2 separate regions of the Homo sapiens genome follow, and region 2 is linked to region 1. Evidence: chromatin loops called from intact Hi-C (ENCODE). Cell type or tissue: HCT116. All regions are shown on one strand. Links, peaks and the distances in the headings refer to the core of each region. The heading gives the core; the rest is flanking DNA.

Region 1 (10,245 bases), core at 1,050-9,049:
ATATAGAGAAACAGCCGGATAAAGAGGCACATAAGGCAAGGCCAGGAAGGGTCCTGAGTGGAGTTTCTGTCCATGTGGAATTGAGGTGTGCCACCCTCCCAGCACCTAGATGCATCCATCAACCTGGAAGCTTGTTGAATCTCTTAGTTCAAGAGTTTTTATAGAGCTTAATCTCCATCCCTGCCTCACTTCTCAAAGGTTAGTGATTAGGGCTGAAAGGTCCAACCCTCCCATCACTTGATCTTCCTGGTGACAAGCCCCATCCTGAGGCTATCTAGGGGCCCACCGTAAACCACCTCAATAACATAAATTTAGGTGCAGTCAAAAGGGGCTCATTATGAAAAACAAAAAGCAGTCTGATCACATAGGAAATTTCAAGGGTTTTTAGGAGCTCTGTGCCAGGAATGGGGAATAAAGACCAAGTATATTTCCAATTATACTACAGTTTCCAATTATTTTAGGTATATAACTAGAAGTGGAATTGTTGGGTCATATTCACCATTTGTTTAACCTTTTGAGAAATTGCCAGACACAAAAGGCCACATATTGTATGATTTCATTTATATGAAAGTGTGCAGGCCAGGCACAGTTGCTCACGGGTGTAATCCCAGCACTTTGGGAGGCCGAGGATGAGGTCAGGATTTCGAGACCGGCCTGGCCAACATGGTAAAACCCCGTTTCCACTAAAAATACAAAAATTAGCCTGGTGTGGCGGCGCATGCCTGTGATTGCAGCTACTTGGGAGGCTGAGGCACAAGAATCACTTGAACCTGGGAGGCGGAGGTTATAGTGAGCTGAGAGCGCGCCACTGCACTCCAGCCTGGGCAACACAGCGAGACTCTGTCTCAAAAAAAAAAAAAAATCCAGAATAGACACACCTATTCCATAGAGACAGAAAATAGGTTTCAGTAATTGCTGGTGGCTTGGGGGAGAGGTTAACGGGAGTGGCTGCTAGTGGGTACAGGGTTTCTTTTTGAATTGAGGAAAATGTTCTGGAATTAAATAGTGACATTGATTGGACAACTCTGTGAGTTTACTAAACCCCACTGAATTGCACACTTTAGAGTGGTGAATTTTATAATATGTGAATGGTACTTCAACTTAAAAAAAGAAAAAGAATATTAATGACCTTCACAAGTATCGTGCTGAGTCTGTCCCTGTCAAGGCTCCTATTGAGAAAATTTAAAGTTTGGCTTGGGGCTCCAAGTCCCATCTTCACCTGATGCACTTGTTAACCAGGATTTATTTAGTTCCTCTCTTCTCAGCATCAGAAACAGGGCCTGTGTCTGGTCATGGTCTGTCTCCTCCAAAGCCTTCACAGCAGACACGGAGCTTTGTTTCTGTGTGGTATATTCACTCCTTACCCCTGCTAAACGAAGGCAGGGACTGGTTATTTCTTACGTATTTATTTATTTTTTTGAGACAAGAGTTTCGCTGTGTCACCCAGGCTGGAGTGCAGTGGCTGTGATCCTGGCTCACTGCAACCTCCGCCTCCCGGGTTCAAGTGATTCTCCTGCTTCGGCCTCCCGAGTAGCTGGGATTACAAGCGTGCACCACCAGGTCTGGCTAATTTTTGTATTTTTGGTAGAGACAGTGTTTCACCGTGTTGGCCAGGCTGGTCTTGAACTCCTGACCTCAAGTGATCCACCCACCACAGCCTCCAAAAATGCTGGGATTACACCGTGCCCAGCCATTTCTTATTTTATTGATTAATGAGTTGGTCCTTAGCATCTTCCAAAGATGACCAATATGTTTTTTAAAAATAACAGTACAAATCTAAGGATTTAAACATGTTTTAGATGTTTCAATGTATTTCAGTTCTTGTCTTCACTGATGCTCACATTGCCCATCTTTGGCTAGCAGACACTCATTCAGCAGTCCTATTGACACAAATCTGTTAATCTTTGATGGCTTTCTTGTTTCTGAAATGCCTGACCTGAAATAAAACATTGCTCCAAGAAGTCCTGATTCTGTTTAAGGAAATGACATTTAGAGATCACAATGTGGGTATCAGGGGCGTCAGTGCTACTGGGCTGGTCATTATTTCTTAGACTTTTTCTTTTCAGTGGAAAGAGCTAAGAATGTTTTCTGTTTGTTTGATTTTTTTAAAGAGACAGAGTCTTACGCTGTTGCTCAAGCTGGAGTGCAGTGATGCAATCATAGTTCACCGTAGCCTTGAACTACTTGGCTCAAGTACTTGGCTCCTTCTGCCTTAGCCTTCCAAGTGGCTAGGACTACAGGTGCGTGCCACCATGCCTGACTAATTTTTTATTTTTTGTAGAGTTGGGATCTTGCTGTGTTGCCAAGGCTGGTCTCAAACCCCTGTCCTCAAGCAATCCTCCTTCTTTGGCCTTTCAAAATATTGGGATTATTGGTGTAAACCACCAAACCCAGTTGGCTAAGAATATTTTAAAGAAAAAAAATAAGTGAGTTCAAACTGAACTTTGCAATTCAAATTCAGGACTGCTTACAACTTTATTGATTTTTTTTTTTTTTTGAAACAGAGTTTTGCTCTTGTTGCCCAGGCTGGAGTGCAGCGGGCACTCCAGCTCACTGCAAACTCTGCCTCCCAGCTTCAAGCAATTCTCCTGCTGCAGCCTCCTGAGTAGCTTGGATTATAGGTGCCAGCCACCACTCCCAGCTAATTTTTTGTATTTTTAGTAGAGATGGGGTTTCATCATGTTGGCCAGGCTGGTCTCAAACTCCTGACCTCAGGTGATCCACTTGCCTTGGCCTCCCAAAGTGCTGGGATTACAGGCATGAGCCACTGTACCCAGCCACCTTATTGATCTTATACCTACATTTCTTTTTAAAAAATGTTTTAAAAATTATTTGATTTATTGTACAATAACAATATTAATGTTATCAACAATATGATTTCCGAAAAGTTGAATTTTTTTGTTTGGCTCTATCATTAGGGTGTATCTAACTAGAGATAGATCATCAAATTATCGTGTTTTACAGTCTGTTGGTATAGTATCTGTGTAGTTATGCTATCAACTGGGTGCAGAAGTTTAATTTTACTTTTGGATATTAAGAATTATTTTATTAATTCATTTATTAATTTCATTTTAAATTATGAAAAATATGTACACTGTTCCAAAGTCAGTTCTCCAAAACAATATATTCAAAGAAGTCTATCTTCCTATTTTTCTTTCTTTTTTAAATGATGATAATGATTATTACCCAGACTGCTCATCTGCAAGGAAGAAGTCTCTCTTCTATCCCTGTTTCTTCCACTCAGCTCCTCATTCTCCTATAAACAATAGTATAGTTTATTAATTTTTTAGTAGAGACAGTGTTTAATGTATTTTTAGTAGAAAAATACACTGTTTTTTATTTTAATATTATGAAATACACGCATGTATGTATTGGTATCTCCTTTCTTTTTAAAAACATACATATAGCATACATGATGACCTCATCTAACTTTTCACATTTTAACAACGATGACTTTTTTTTTTTTGAGACAGGTTCTCACTCTGATGCCCAGGTTTTGCTCTGTCGCATTCTCTGGAGTCCAGTGGCGGGATCTCAGCTTACAGCAGCCTCAACCTCCCTGGCTCAAGAAATCCTCCTACCTCAGCCTCCCAAGTAGCTTGGGACCACAGGCGTGTGCCACCAAGCCCGGCTAATTTTTGTATACATACATACATATATATAATACATACATATGTTGTATATATTTAAAATATATATATATATTTAAAATATATATATACATATATATATATTTAAAATATATATATACATATATATATATTTGGTAGAAATGGGGTTTTGCCATGTTGGCCAGGCTGGTCTCAAACTCTTGGACTCAAGCCATCTCCTGCTTCGGCCTCCTAAAGTTTTGGGATTACAGGCGTGAGCCACTGCGCATGGTCAATAATGACTTTTAATATCTTACTATACATAGAAGAACTTATTTTTTCGATTGCTCTGTAGCGGGAGACAGAAAAAGGAAAAGTCGGAGATGCTGCCATTCCAGAGCGGGGGGACCTTGGGAAGGAGGCCTGGGAGGTCAGGATTCTGGGCTGCACTGGCTTAATGAGTAGGGAGGTCAAGCAGCCTGGAAAGGTGTGGGATTCACTCCAGGGGTCTGGCCAAGTGGTTCCAAGCCAGGCAGTTCGTTTTCCTCTAACCCAGTCTCTCCAGTTTAGTTGTGTCTGTTATCCTTCAGCCCCATCTCCCCTCCCCTGGGGACGAAGGCGAAAAGAGTGAGGAGGCATTGCCCAGGCCCCTGGTACCTGCCGCGGAGGGAGCGAAGCCGGCCTTGTGCGGTCTTCCCGCGCCCCTCCTCTCCATCTAACCGTGGAACCGCCCTGCTCGGGAGCCCACTCCCCTGGAGGGCCGAGGGCGTCTTAGGCCAGAACATGAGGAGGCTGGATAAATGGGAATCGTCTCTCTCCAGTCGCAGCAAAGAGAATTTACTTGCGTAGGACCCTAGGCATTTCCTACGGGAAAAGAAGTGAAGACACGCCCGAGCTAGGCTGCCCCGCCCGCTCTACAGAAGGGGTGGTGCTGTCCGTGACCCCTCCCAACCCTCTCCACCCCGGAATGGCCTGGCCTGCACGAGGTAAGCCGGGCTGTCTGGACAAGAAGTGGTTTCCATCTGTGTATACTGTCAGAGACTATGTCAAGCCTGGTCTCTGCTGAGGAAATTGTTCTTTTAAAAGAAACTTCTGTTTTTTTTTTCTTTCAAAAGATGTGCTTTATAGTAGTGTGAAGTAACTGTCGAATGAGTATCATGATACTGAGTAAATATGGCAGCATCATGTTTAACGATAACAACAGACACTTATTTAGCATCCACTGTGGGCTGCGCACGGGCACTTTATATACACCATCTGATTCAATCATTAGCATTATGAGTTTCATTTCACCTGTGAGGATAGGGAGGCCCAGGGAGTTAAACAGATTGCTTACAGTCTTTCATTTGCCAGTAGCTGTGCTAAGATCCAAAAAATTTTTTTCTTATCTTTCCTCCCTCCCTGCCTGCTTCCCTCCTCCCTGCTTTCCTTCCTTCATTTTGTTTTTGAACACCCAAAGCCCATATTCCTGACATCAAACTCCTCCTGCCTTTGATGAGAACTCTGAAGAGTGTCAGGAAAGAAGTTGATCTGAGAAGTAACTGTAAAGAGTTTCGAGTTGAATGGGAAGAACTCGGGCAGTTAGTAACCTACCTCACCTTTCTGTTCCTTGAATTTTTCGGGTGAAGGACTGCAGGAGAACATGTTCCCCAAACTGGGATGTTTATTGGATGCACCAACCTCTTCTCCCACAAGGGGTCAGTAAAATCCCCTTAGTGAATAGAATGAAGCCCTGCTCCTCCCTGGCTTAGCGTTGGGGCAGTGAGGATCATTGCATTGGTGAATGGACCTCTGACCTTTACACGTTCTCCTCTCCATCACCTGGCTTTACTCAAGCTGAATTCATCCAGCGCTTGCACTCCATCCTCATGCTACCATGTGGTGGGAAACAAAGGGACAGAGAGCTCCAATTCATTCTTTTTTTTTTTCCCTTAGGGTTGGGGTCTTGCTTTTTTGCCCAGGAGGGCATGCAGTGGCATGATTATGGCTCACTGCAGCCTCAAACTCCTGGGCTCAAGCGATTCTCCTGCCACCACCTCCTTTCAAAGTGCTGGGATTACAGGTGTGAACCACCGTGCCCAGCCCTAATTCATTCTTTACTTTTAGTTTAGAGTAGTGTTTCATTTAAAAATTGCTGTACATAAAATATAATCACAAATGATTTCTCAAAATTCTGTATCTTGCAATTATTGTAACTGGATAAGGGTTTAGAACAAGAGAAGACATGTCTAAGTCTAATAATAATATAGTGAATATTTACGAAGTGTTATGAAGCGGCACTTTCTAAGTGTCTTATAAATGATAGAAACTGTGGGTCATGCTTTACGTGGCATTTGAACTCTGGCATTCTGGTCCCAGAGTTCCTGGCCCCTAAGCATCATAACATACTGCCTGTCTACCAGAGAAACAAAAATCAGTGTTTTCCATGGTCCTGGCAAGGATGATTATCAGTTCTATAAGCTAATATGGACATTCAGGAGGTGGATCAAGGTTTTGTGAGGCCCAGAGCGTATATAATTTGGGTGTCATCTTTAGGAAGATAACAGAAAATGACAAATACAAATGTATATGTGAAAATAAATTTTTATTTAGAATGAGAAAATAAATCACAACTGATCACAATTAGAAAAAAGACTACAAATGTCTCCAAATCCAGAAAAAATGCACATTTTTATTACTGAGCCCCCTAACGTATCTAATGCTTCTTTCCCCCATATCTTTAGCTTTATACTCTTTGATTGTCTTTCAATGTGTCTGCAATTTTCTACAATCATTTTTAGTAGAGAAAATAGAAATGTAATTCAGCTGTTCCTATTAGCGTGGTTGCTTGGTAATTATTATTGATGGTTGGGATGCATAACACATAGGATTTCACACATGACTATAACTTGCTGTTTGTAGTGCTTCTGCAGTTTTATCCCATACCTATAGAGAAATTCTGAAAATTGTATTTTGTGTGATCCCCTCCAAAAAGAAAAAAAGCAAAGTTTGTTCATAATTGTATGTGCTGTATTATCAGGTATATTCGTTTTTTTTTTTTTTTTTTTTTTTTTTTTTGAGATGGAGTCTTGCTCTGTCACCCAGGCCGGAGTGCAGTGGCACGATCTCAGCTCACTGCAAGCTCCGCTTCCTGGGTTCACGCCATTCTCCTGCCTCAGCCTCCAGAATAGCTGGGACTACAGGCACCTGCCACCACGCCCGGCTAATTTTTTGTATTTTTAGTAGAGATGGGGTTTCACCATGTTAGCCAGGATGGTCTTGATCTCCTGACCTCATGATCTGCCCGCCTTGTCCTCCCAAAGTGCTGGGATTACAGGCGTGAGCCACCGCACCCGGCTAACATATTCTTCACAGGAGACAAATTCCATTTTGATTAGTTTTTTTCTTTTAATTTATTTTTTAAATAGAGATGAGGTCTCACTAAACTGCCCAGTGTGGTCTTAAACTCCTGGGCTCAAGCCATCCACCTGCCTCGGCCTCCCAAAGTGCTGGGATTACAGGTATGAGTCACCATACTCCGCCATTGACTAGTAGTTGTTAATGGAACCTTTGGCTTACCATTTTCCATGTCTGACAGTTGGAAGAATTTTTCACAGACCACCTTCTGGCTTGATTCATTTCAAACCTTTTTCCTCCACAATCTATGTACTTCTCATGCCAGATGCCATAGGACACAGTGTATAGGGATAGCCCTGGTTCTTCCCGTCATAACACTAGGCAGGGAGTGAGATGAGGGTGCTCCTAAGATAGCTTAGTAATAAGTAATAAGTGAAGAATTCACAGAAGTAATTGTAAGCCACATAAATGTATCCAACAAAACCCCAAATAAATGTACCCTCAATGCATTCTCATCTGCCTCAATGTACCTTCAGATATGCCCATGGCTGGTCCATCCCACCTGGCACAGGGAAAGAGTGGAGAAAGGAAAGTGAGAGTAGAAACAGAAAATAGTCATAACTGATAGCAGTTAAATATATTATTTTTGGCTGGGTGTGGTGGCTCACACCTGTATTCCCAGCACTTTGGGAATACAGCCGAGTCAGGAGGATCCCTTGAGCCCAGGAGTTTGAGACCAGCCTGGGCAATACAGTGAGACCCCATCTCTCTCTCTATATATAAAATAATTAGCCAGGCATTGTGGTGTGTGCCTATAGTTCCAGCTACTTGGGAGGATGAGGCAGGAGGACTGCTCAAGCCCAGGAGGTTGAGGCTGCAGTGAGCTGAGATTGTGCCACTGCACTCCAGTGTGGTTGACAGAGTAAGACCCTGTCTCAAAAAAGAAAAGAAAAAGAAAAAACAATGTAATCATGCAAATGTGAAAACACTGCTGGACCCTTCCCAAGCCTTGGAGGGCCTGTGCAAATGAGGGTCCTGCAGCCTAAGCTGCATTAACTTTAGGGCCAGTCCCTGTATGGAACATCCTTAGAGACCTAACTCACCCACCAGCCTGAGGCAGCTCCAGGGGAGTGCCAGCAGACAGCAGAGCAATGATCTCACACCCATGGCAAACAAGGACGCGTTGTCCACCCACTAATAGGACCTCACCACCTGCAGGCGGGCAGATCCCAAGGTTTCCTGATATTCCCTACTGCTGCAGTCTCTGCTTGGGACAAAGTGCATTGCTTTTGCCATGAGTCACTGTGCCAGTAAAAAAGGTTAGGGGACATTCATGTCACAAAAGCAAGCGCTCAACTGGGACCTGAGAAGAGACAGCCTTCTTGGGTCACAACTGTCCACTTTCTCCAGGTGATATGGTTTGGCTCTGTCCCCACCCAAATCTCATGTTGAATTGTAATTCCAGTGTTGGGGGAGGGACCTGGTGGAAGGTGATTGGATCATGGGGGTGGGTTTCTCCCTTGCTGTTCTCGGGGTATGAGTGAGTTCTCACGAGATCTGGTTGCTTAAAAGTGTGTGGCACTTCCTTTTTCGTGCACTCTCTCCCATGCTCTGCCATGATAAGACGTGCTTGCTTCCCGTTCACCTTCCGCCATGATTGTAAGTTTCCTGAGGCCTTCCAGCCATGCTTCCTGTGCAGCCTGTGGAACTGTGAGTCAATTAAACCTCTTTTCTTCATACATTACCCAGTCTCGGGTAGTTCTTTATAGCAGTGTGAGAACGGACTAACACACCAGGGCTCGGGGATGATGAAAGCTTTGCTCAGGCTCTTCCCTTTCTAAATCTTCCCCATCCAGTGCACATCCCCATTCTGACCCCCAGCCATGAAACCTTCCCAGCAGCTCCGAGGCCCGTGGATCTCTCCTGCATCTGAGCTCTTACAAGTTTAAAAAAAAAAAGAAAGAAAAAGAAATTCTGAAACACATATTTGTTAAGCACCCATTCTGGGCTAGCCTGCAGTTAAATCTTACTGAATTGCTTACAAAGCATTTTGCGTAAGCAGATCTCTGTTTAGTCAGATTATAAACAAATTGGTGACAGGGACCAGAATTTCTTGCTGGCAGATCCCAGTTCTGGGCTTGTCAGCACTGAATAAATACTGACTTGATTGATGTAGCTTTGTCTCCTCTCTGAGGACCAAAGCTCTTGGCAGCTTCCTCCTAAGTAGGCTGGGGACTCCCTAACTGGGTGGAGAAGGTAGGGTTATCTCCTGCAGAAATTTTAATGGAGTTCCCCCAAATCTTGCTAATGGATTCTTGGACACTCTGCAGCCTGTAGTGGAAGCAACTTTTCTTCTTCAGTAAACTGATTAGAAATTTGGATTTTTAACCAAAGTAGAAGTCTAAATCTAATTTACTGACCCTTTTCAACCCCACCCCAAATTCCTTACTTTGTGAGCTAGCAAGGTTTGAGAATGTTTGGATCAAACTGAGTATCTCATAATGCAAGCATGCATGGAGTCTCCTGGCTGGTTTTACTTTCACTTATCTTGCTCCCGTTCTGGGGGGCAGTGCAGAGAAGGGGAAAGATCAGGCTTGAGTCTCCCTCGATCTGGATTCAGTCAATACTGGCTCTGCCCCCACAAGCTGTATGAGACCTTGGCCTAAGTCATGTCACCCTCCCAGCCTTCCTTTCCTCTGCCGGAAACAGGGGGTGTCACAGAACCTGCCACATTCAGCGGCTGCGGGATTTATTTTGTAAGGATTCAGGAGGACAGTGAGGATGTGGCTGATGAGTTTGTTCCCCGTTTGTGCAGGTTCTCTTCTCTGGCTCCCAAAGCCAGTAGGTTTATTTCATCTCAACAAATGCTTGAAGCAGACACAAGCATTTGTTTCTACGCTAAGCTTCAGAGCTCTTAAACTTTCTTTTTTGAGGCAGGGTCTCTTGCTGTCACCCAGGCTGTGGTGCAGGGACATGATCACAGATCCCTGCAGCCTCCAAACCCTGGGCTCAAGTGATCCTCCCACCTCAGCCTCCCAAGCAGCTGGGACTATAGGCATGTGCCAGCACACCTGGCTAATTTAAAAATATATATATATATTTTGTAGAGATGGGGTCTCACTATGTTGCCTATGCTGGTCTTGAACTCCTGGGCTCAAGCAATCCTCCCGCCTCACCCTCCCAAAGTGTTGGGATTACACACATGAGCCACCACGCCCCGCCATATTTTCTTGTTTATTATTGGTCTCCCCCAACTGGAACACACATCCTGTGAGACTAGGGGTTCTGTCTCTTTTGTACACTCATGTATTTTCAGTGC
Region 2 (10,245 bases), core at 1,067-9,066, 410 kb before region 1:
GAATACTTACTTTATCCCTGGCCCAATCTTCCTTCTCTTACCCTTGCTTTTTCTTCCTCTGATTGCTTAATTTATTTTTATCTTAATACATACATACATATATATATATAATTTTTTTTTTTTTTGAGATGGAGTTTCACTCTGTCGCCCAGGCTGGAGTGCAGTGGCACAATCTCGGCTCACTGCAACCTCCACCTCCGGGTTCAAGGTATTCTTCTGCCTCAGCCTCCTGAGTAGCTGGGTCTGTAGGCACCCGCCACCACGCCTGGCTAATTTTTGTATTTTCGGTAGAGATGGGGTTTCACCATATTGGCCAGGCTGGTCTCAAAAAAAAGTGCTGGGTTTACGGGCGTGAGCCACTGCGCCCAGCCTTTATCTTATTACATTTTTTAAAGCTGCCTTATTTCCTTTATGAGTTGGAGAGCACTTAAATAAAAATGTCAACACATAATAAATAACAAAAGTGGGCCAGGCGCAGTAGCTTACGCCTGTAATCCCAGCACTTTGGGAGGCCAAGGCGGGCGGATCACCTGAGTCCAGGAATTTGAGACCAGCCTGGCCAACGTGGCGAAACCCCGTCTCTCCTAAAAATGCAAAAAAAGAAATTAGCTGGGCGTGGTGGTGGGTGCCTGTAATCCCAGCCACTCGGGAGGCTGAGGCAGGAGAATCGCTTGAAACCGGGAGGCAGAGGTTGCAGTGAGCCAAGATCGCACCATTGCACTCCAGCCTGGGCAACAAGAGCAAAACTTGGTCTCAAAAATAAAATAAAATAACAAAAGTGAGACCAAATGGCACAGGCAACATGACAGCAAGCAGTGACTGTAAAAAACTAATGTAGAAAAGATGCAAAAGAAAGCTACAAACAAAAACAGATTCATGAACTCAAAAAGCTTATTTAATATCGTAGAGCTTCTGAGTTTAAGGATAAGCAACTTGTCACACTTCTCAAGATCCTCTGAGGGCATCCTTATGTCACATCCTAAAATAGCTATTCATTTTCATAGTGATGACTGACTCATCAAGAGGGGGCTACGTTAAATACTGTGGATCCTGTTAAAGGAAAGCATATATTCCATTTTTAAAGTAAAATTTGTTTGCAAAGATAAGCTTTTATGAGTTATCATTATGAAATGATGTCAGAAAAGTTAAGGTTTCTGTAACAGAGGAGTTTGTCAATCTCTAGAGCGTTCTGAGGAAAGCCTATTTATCTGTATAGAGAACTACTTCCAGCAGGGAAAAAGGCTGAGAATTGAGGCTGTCTGACCTTGTGTATCCCAACAAAAAAAAAAGAAAACAAACCATGTGCCTGAAGGAAGTGTGTCAACTTTCCACTAATCACATATTCAGTTCCTTTGAAATTAAAAGAAGTTTCACTTAGTGCCTCAGAGATGACTGCAGAGTTGGTGTCGGGTTACATAATGAAACAGTATTTTTTCTTACTTGTCAGGAAATAACCTCTTACAGCGGTCATTTCTGTAAACCCCACTTTCTGGAAAACAAGACACACTGTATCCTGTCCTCATTGGGTTTTTGCTCTGTATTTTGAACCAGGAGGACGTGGGCTGCGAGGAGAAGCTGTACTTTGGCTTGAGTGAGTACAGCAAGTCTCTGCAGTGGGGGATCACGAGCCCACTTCTGAGATGTGACGAGACTTTTGAAAAAATGGTGAACACACTCTTGGAGAGGTAAATAGTAAATAAGGCCTTCTGCTCTTCTCTCTAGCTGTACTTGCAGATCTAAAATAGCCAAAAGCCTTTTGTGTCAGTGCTACGGGGTGTTTGATGGAGCCCTTGCAGATGACGTGCAAAGGCCAAATTAAAACAGCCTTTCCTAAGATGCCCTACTATTGTTTTATGTGATCATCCAAGATCAATAAAGGAAAATACAACCAAAGTGGGCCATTGCACTACTTTTCATGCTGAGTCAGCTCCCGGTCATGCTTCACTGCTATCATCAGGAGATGGATAGGGCAGAGAGGGATTTGCTTATTCAAGACCCGCTTCTGGCTGGGCGCGGTGGCCCACGCCTGTAATCCCAGCACTTTGGGAGGCCGAGGCGGGCGGACCATGACATCAGGAGATCGAGACCACCCTGGCTAACACGGTGAAACCCCATCTCTACTAAAAATACGAAAAATTAGCCAGGCGTGGTGGCAGATGCCTGTAGTCCCAGCTACTTGGGAGGCTGAGGCAGGAGAATGGTGTGAACCCGGGAGGTGGAGCTTGCAGTGAGCCGAGACCACGCCACTGCACTCCAGCCTGGGTGACAGAGCGAGACTCCGTCTCAAAAAAAAAAAAAAAAAGTCCCACTTCTCTGAGCTCCGGCCTCTCCTACCCTACACCTCAGACTTTGACATTTTTCCCTCTTTTCTCCCCTGTCCACCACAGGCAAGGACCCTAAGATGATTCAGTAAAAACTAAACTTTACTATGAGAGATTTGAAGTATACACTGGAAGAAATTAAAGAGCAATCAGATAATTGAGGTGAATTCAGTTCTTGGGGCTCCTCCTCCAGTCCCTGGCCTTAGGGATTAAGGAACATAACTGCTGTCTTTTCTTCCCTTTTCTAAAAAAAGAAAAAAAAAATCCCCATTTTCAGATTAAACTCTGAAAGAGTTTTTTTCCCTCTGTGACCTTGAATCATAGATTCAGAGGTAGGTAGAGACATTAGAATTTACCTAACCTAATAAAGGTCCCTTTCTGCCCTCCACAATATTCTGTTTGATCATCCAATGTTGGGGCGATTGGGCTTTATTTTATGGGGCAAATTCTAATTTTTAGTAGCTATAGTTCTTAGAATGGCTTTAATTGATCATATTATTTAACAGCTATTTAACAAACCTGTCCATAATTTTGCTAAGAAAAAAGAAAAGGAAATTAAAATGAGGACCTATGGATGCATCCTATTCAGTAGATTATAATACTGCATCCGGAAAGAGCACAGGCTCAAGTACGGTTTGATATTTTTGCAGCTGTTGGATTTGGAAAGTCTTAACTGACACTGTGACATTAATCCTTTCACAGCACATGTAGTCTTAATTTTCCAAAATCATTCCATGAGTACCCCCTTTAAGCATTCCTACCCACCTGTTACATCCACCAGCTTGAAATGCATCTTCTTTTTCTGGTAACATCATTCAGAGTTTCCTAACTTTTATTTTAAATGATGATCTCATCAACTTTCTATTGTAGTTTTGTGCTACAAAAGTTGTAAGTATAGTTTAATGCAAGCATGACAGATTGGAGAAACTGTGCACTTCTGACTTCATGATTCTTCCAGAGTATGAAACAGAAATGCCAGATATCAAAGTTACCATTTATTCTAACTTTGGCTTTTCTACGTGGCCCAGCAAAAAGCATTAAGCTTGAAACATAGATTATCTATACTTATTTCCTCCAACCCAGTCACCCCAGCCTAATAGTAGCTATGACTTACTGAATACCTGAAGGGACCAGCCCAGGATTTATTGAACTGAAGGATTTCTTCATTTCTACCCAGCCAGCTAAATCCTTGCAATGTGTGAAGACCTTGCTAGAGGCTGGATAAAATCTAGAGCTAGCTTTGTCTCTGATCAGTTGTATGAACTGGGACAAGCAGCTGAACTTCTCTCTGCCCCTGAACTCATTCTCTTTCTATGAAAAGGCAGAGTGGGCTGGGCGCGGTGGCTCATGCCTGTAATCCCACCACTTTGGGAGGCCAAGGTGGGTGGATCACCTGAGGTCAGGAGTTCGAGACCAGCCTGGCCAACGTGGTAAAACCCTGTCTCTACTAAAAATACAAAAAAAAAAAAAAATTAGCCAGGCGTGGTGGCGGGCACCTGTAATCCCAGGTACTTGGGAGGTTGAGGCAGGAGAATCACTTGAACCTGGGAGGCGGAGGTTGCAGTGAGCTGAGATTGCGCCATTGCACTCCAGTCCGAGCGACAGAGTGAGACTCCATCTCAAAAAAAAAAAAGACCGGGTGCAGTGGCTTACACCTGTAATCCCAGCACTTTGGGAGGCTGAGGTGGGCGGATCACCTGAGGTCAGGAGTTTGAGACCAGCCTGATCAACATGGAGAAACCCTGTCTCTACTAAAAATACAAAATTAGCTGGGCGCATGCCTGTAATCCCAGCTACTCAGGAGGCTGAGGCAGGAGAATTGCTTGAACCCGGGAAGCGAAGGTTGCAGTGAGCCAAGATTGCACTACTGCACTCCAGCCTGGGTGACAGAGCGGGACTCTGTCTCGAAAAAAGAAAAAGAAAAGGCAGAGTTGTTCATATACAGGGCATCTTGGTCCTTTCCAGTTCTAAAACACCTCAAAAGTGTTCATGTGTTATTCATTTGATAGCTGTCATTGGCATTTCTTTGACCTGGAGGTTTTCTGTGCAAGGCCAGTGGACCACTTGTTGTATTTTAAGTAGAATTATAGAATGGAACAAAGGTGAAATCCCCCATTAGCCTACCCAGCTGCTGGTGGCTGCATTGCTACCAAATGGCAACCAGAAAGAAAGTGCACAGCCCCAGCCTTATTCTACCAGGCTCCATGAGAGCATTGGCCAACCTTGGACCCAGAGCCCACTTTGCCAGCACCTACTTTCTTTCTTTTTCTCTTTTTTATATTTTTAAGACAGACTCTCACTCCGTCGCCCAGGCTGGAGTGCAATGGCATGATCTCGGCTCACTGTAACCTCCACCTCCCAGGTTCAAGTGATTGTCCTGCCTCAGCCTCCCAAGTAGCTGGGATTACAGGCGCCCGCCACCACACCCAGCTAATTTTTATATTTTTAGTAGAGATGGGGTTTCACCATGTTGGCTAGGCTGGTCTCGAACTCCTGATCTCAAGTGATCCACCCACCTCGTCCTCCCAAAGTGCTGGGATTATAGGCATGAGCCACCGCGCCCAGCCTACTTTCTTTTTTAAAAAATTTTATTTTTATTCAGCAGCAGAAGTACTGCTGGGCAGTGTGCTCAGGGTAGCCAAGCACCTGCTTTCTTGACTAGCAGCTCTTCATGCCTGTAACTGGGTCCTCTTTGCCCATTCGTACTCATTTTGTCATCAGGCCTGGCTGAGGCGTAGCACCAAAAGGAGAGATTTGTTTTCTACCTCCTATAATTGTAAAAACTGCCGATTTTAACAAAGGGATCCTCTTCCCTGGCAGTCCAGGCTTAGGGGAAAATGGTACCAAAGGCTGCTGCTGCTACCAGGCTCAGATTTGCTTGGCTCCCTTGACGGAGCCAGGTCTCAGGTGATGAGGCTACAACACTAGGGGGTGCTATTTCTCCAGTCAGCTCCAAGTTTCTCCAGCACCAAGGAACAGTTTATGGAAAGATAGAAATTGCTATCTGTGAGGCTGACCTCAGATTAGTAGTAATAATTACCCTTTTTATGTCTAATACTCGACAGATATTACATTAATGCCTCAGTTTCCTGTATTGTAATCTTATATATCAGAGAAATAAGTGGACAGTGCTGCCATTCTAACCCAATACCACCAGCAAGAGGTGAGGATCCAGGAATTATCCATGATGACTATGCTGGCAATGAATGGAATAGACCAGCGTGTCTCAGAATTTAACGTGCATGCAATTCCCTGGGAGTCTTGTTAAGCTTCAGATTCTGATTAGTAGGTCTGGGGTGGGGAGATTGAGCATTTCTAACAAGCTCCCAGGTGCTGCTGCTGCTGGTGGTCTGTAGACCATACTTTGAGAAGAGGTTTCTAGACAATCTCTAAACCCCTTTACTGTGCTGTACTTATCCCAACAGGTTGATTCACATGCTTTGGAAGCTCAACCTTTTCCTTCCAGTGATGTAGGATCCCAGGTCATTCTAGAACTAAAGCCCCACCACACTGATCAGTAGCCCCTTCCCCACCATGCTTAATCTGCATTCTTACTGCACAGGCCTTGCTGCTCCCAGCTGGCCCTGCTGCCTGAGTGCTAGTGCCTTGTTTTCTGTTGAAGGTACCCCAGGCTGCACAGCATGGTCGTCCGCTGCTATCTTCTCATCCAGCAGTACTCTGAGGCCCTGATGGCTCTCACCACCATGGCGTCACTCCGCGACCACAGCACACCAGAAACACTCAGCATTATGGATGACCTCATCAGCTCCCCAGGCAAAAACAAAAGTGGGAGGGGACACATGCTCATTATCAGGGTGCCCTCGGTGCAGCTGGCGATGTTAGCCAAGGAGCGGCTACAGGAGGTGCGCGACAAACTGGGTCTGCAGTATCGGTTTGAGATCATCCTTGGGAACCCGGCCACCGAACTCAGTGTTGCAACTCACTTTGTGGCGCGATTAAAGGTTAGCAATGGACAGACATTTCTCCTTTAAAATACCATTTGTTTCTCTTTTCTAGGAATCCTACATAGGTGGCTCAGGGGCCTGAGTTTAATAGAATCACATGTGTGATTCCATGACAATGATAAGGCTAAATTAAGGGACATATTCACTTTCTTAATTAGAACCAGTTTGTAAAGATTGCCCAGCCCTTTATAGCATGCAGTTAGTGCATGCAGTTGGTCTTCCATGCTCTCCAACTGCAGGTGCAAAAAAATGAGATGACCCAATTTGACCCCATGTTTATTGGCCTTGTTCAAGATGCATGTAGCCCATGGCCATCTGTTTTCTGAGAAAAAAAGGTAAGTTATCCTCTCAGACCTCTGTGGGGTAATGTTTTAAGTATCCTCAACTCACTAATTCTTTTCTGTTCATCTAGCCTCTCTGTGAGCTCATGTCTAGAGTCGGTAAAGTATTCTGTTTCATCTTCAGTACTCAGAACTGTTCCTAGCCCTCTTGCATGTGGATTCCTCAGCAGTTTGTTGTTTCTTTTTACTTGCTTTGACCCTCAGCCCCAAGGCTTTGGCTGGACTGAGACTTTGCCAGGCGCCCTACAGAAGAATTTAGTGCATGACTGAGTCCCTCACTGCTCCCTCTGCACGGCCAGTGATTGACTGCTTCTCCCCTTCCTCTCCTGTCAAGCATCAGGGTGGGAGGAGTAGAACCCTCAGCCAACTAACCTAACTCCCTACCTTATGCCTGACTCGGTTTTTCTGGGCCTGTAATCCAGTGGGGCCTAGCCATTAGAAAGCATTTAATCAAATATCCACCTACATGTCGGTATGGAACTGAGCTAGCTACTGTATGTCTGAGTTAGACCAACTTGTTTCTGCGCCCTATACATTAAATGCTGAGCTAAATTGGGTTAAGGAAAATCTGGTTCAGCACAAATTTTATGAAAAGAAGGCACATAGTCATGGGGGAATTTGCATTTTCACCCTGGGCTGCGGTTTCCCATCTGCAAAATGAGAGAATTGGGTTGTATAATCTCTAAGAGTTCTAATTTGGGGATGATTATTTAGTGTTCAAAAATTGTTCTGGGCTGGGCGCAGTGGCTCATGCCTGTAATCCCAGCACTTTGGGAGGCTGAGGCAGACAGATCAGGAGGTCAGGAGATCAAGACCATCCTGGCTAACATGGTGAAACCCCGTTTTTACTAAAAATACAAAAAAAAAATTAGCCAGGTGTGGTGGCGGGTGCCTGTATTCCCAGCTACTCAGGAGGCTGAGGCAGGAGAATGGTGTGAACCCAGGAGGCGGAGCTTGCAGTGAGCCAAGATCGCACCACTGCACTCCAGCCTGGGCGACAGAGCGAGACTCTGTCTCAAAAAAAAAAAAAAATTGTTCTGGAGATGTAAATCTTCTTCTTGTGTTCAGTTAGCTAACCTAAATTGAATAATCCAAAATGCAGACAAAATATCTTGTATTAGCTTAATAAGCAATTGGAACAAATAAAATTGTCCAAAAAATAGAAACTCCTAAATTTAGAAGTTGTAACATTTATGTTTCATATATAGATACACGTTCACAATTTTATGTTATAGTCATAGACTACATTACAGTGGAATTCCTAGGATGAATAACAAAACTCCGGAAACGCTTCTTACAGTATAATTCATGGAGACATGAATTACGGGCTTGAGACCATTTGAATATTGCTAATGATGAAGAATTTGGAGGCTGGGCACGGTAGCTCATGCCTGTAATCCCAGCACTTTGGGAGGCCGAGGCGGGCGGATCACAAGGTCAGGAGATCAAGACCACCCTGGCTAACACGGTGAAACCCTGTCTCTACTAAAAATACAAAAAATTAGCCAGGCATGGTGGCGGGCGCCTGTGGTCCCAGCTACTCGGGAGGCTGAGGCAGGAGAATGGCGTGAACCCGGGAGGCGGAGCTTGTAGTGAGCCGAGATTGTGCCACTACACTCCAGCCTGGGCGACAGAGCAAGACTCTGTCTCAAAAAAAAAAGAAAGAAAAAGAAAAAGAATTTGGAAAGGCGGACAATCAGCAGCACCATGCTAAGTCTCCCACATCTGTTGCCAGAGATGACCTAAATGCACGTGAGGCTGCTGGGTCTTCTCCTGGTCTCTGTTGACACTGATTAAGTGAAGCTACTTAGAGAGTCTTAATCATGTGTTCAGAAGGGCCAGTCACTAAGTCAGTATAAATCAGTCTGTCCTAAATAATTTACCCCTCTGGACCACTGTTGGAAAACCACAGTCAAGGCCTGAGGTTCTTCACCTGGCTGCTAGCTCATCAGAATCACCTGCAGGGCTTTCAGAGGCACATTAGTTGACAATCACTGTGCCCTAAACGAAGGGGGCCTCAAGTTACGACTTCTCAAGGCAGTGACATCTTCCTCAATTGGTATGAGTAGCTGCCAGGCAACAAGTACGTATAAGAGTGTCCCATATTCTGGCTGCTGTGATGGCTCATGCCTGTAGTCCCAGCTACTTGGGAGCCTGAGGCAGGAGGTTTGCTTGAGCCCAGGAGTTTGAGGCTGCAGTGAGCTATGATCCCACCACTGCACTCCAGCCTGTGCAACAGAGTGAGACCCTGTCTCTTAAAAATATATAAAAATAAACAAGTCCCAAATTCTCAAAATCACTGGATCACATCAGTCCTTTTTATACTCTGTATTTGTGTGGGAGTAAAAATATGAGATCATGTTGGGATGTTCACATCGTAAGCAAGACTGAATTGTCAAGTAGATTGCGGCTCACTCATTTATTTCTAAGTTATCAACCTCCTTCACCATTTTCAGGATGGCAAGATTGTGCCTTCTATCTCTACTTTTGGGTAAAATCCAACACTACTTCTATTATGTGATCTTATTTTTGTGCTTACCCCTAATTATCCTGTTATGTATTGTGGTTAACTTATACTGATGATGACCCCTTTGGAAGGATACAAAGTTTAAGTCAGTTCCTCCAGAAGGCAGGTGAAGCTTTCATTAGATGTCCTTGTTCTTAAGCCTTGTATTATCCTTGAACTCAATGATCACCCCATCTTTTGTGTTAAGTGCTTCTGCAATGTCATCTTGAGGGCCTGATTGATGCACAGGAGAACTGCAGCCATCAGTCATCAGAAGGAGCAATGTGATGGAAAAGCATTTTATAGTGGGTTTGGCTAGCTGTGGTTGGTCAAGAGTAAAAGTGAGATTTGACTACTAATCTGAAAATAAACATCCTCATATAGGCCAGGTGCAGTGGCTCACGCCTATAATCCCAGCACTTTGGGAGACTGAGGCGGGCAGTCGCTTGAGGTCAGGAGTTCAAGACCAGCCTGGCCAATATGGCGAAACCCCATCTCTACTAAAAATACAAAAATTAGCCAGGTGTGGTGGTGGGTGCCTGTAATCGCAGCTACTCAGGAGGCTGAGGCAGGAGATTCGCTTGAACCCGGGAGGTGGAGGTCGCCATGAGCCAAGATTGCACCACTGTACTCCAGCCTGGGTGACAGAGTGAGACCCTGTCTCAAAAAAAAAAAAAAAAAAAAAAAAAAAAGTCCTCATACAGTAAAACATTTTAACTCTTATTCCATCAATATAAACCTGACCTCTTCCTGGTAAAGCTATGACCTCTATAGAGACAGTTCTGGGAGATAAAACACATTCAGGGAGAAACCCAGTGTCAGGGATACCATGCGTCCAGTGTGAATGTGATCAGTAAAGTGATTTCTATTCCAGAATGGTTTGCTTTAAATGAGACAATGTTATGGTTCCCCCTGACATGAAATGGTATGGAAAATTAAATTTTTACAGAGAATTTTTCTTCTAGCATTAAAAAAATCTTTTTGACACATTGATTTTTCTAAAACACGGGAAGTCTGTGAAACTTGTGAACAGTTACGTAGATTCCCTATTTCCCCTTAGTATGCACATATATAATAAAAGATTGGACAACAAGTAAAAGCCTAAGAATGGT

The links. Hi-C counts contacts between places; a loop is a spot of excess contacts. Peaks named below come from ENCODE experiments on the same cell type or tissue, not always from the same donor. Only the 100,000 strongest peaks of a DNase experiment are listed, where the experiment ranks them.
Region 2: it touches region 1 in a loop (6-fold over the local background); 2 of 110 quality-filtered maps call a loop at or near these places.

The regions. Positions count from the first base shown.
Region 1 is chr18:21,892,641-21,902,885 of GRCh38, forward strand. It overlaps LOC105372016 (a long non-coding RNA gene), which reads left to right and starts at 4,293. Exons shown (of 4, transcript XR_935276.3): 1 at 4,293-4,576. In HCT116, for the core only: a CTCF peak has its summit at 5,266 (motif pointing right); a DNase peak (open chromatin) is centred at 5,301.
Region 2 is chr18:21,484,069-21,494,313 of GRCh38, forward strand. It overlaps GREB1L (GREB1 like retinoic acid receptor coactivator), which reads left to right. Exons shown (of 33, transcript NM_001142966.3): 18 at 1,552-1,685; 19 at 5,944-6,283. Among named protein-coding and RNA genes, the nearest start is that of GREB1L-AS1, 38 kb to the left of the region's middle. In HCT116, for the core only: a CTCF peak has its summit at 5,255 (motif pointing right); a DNase peak (open chromatin) is centred at 5,243.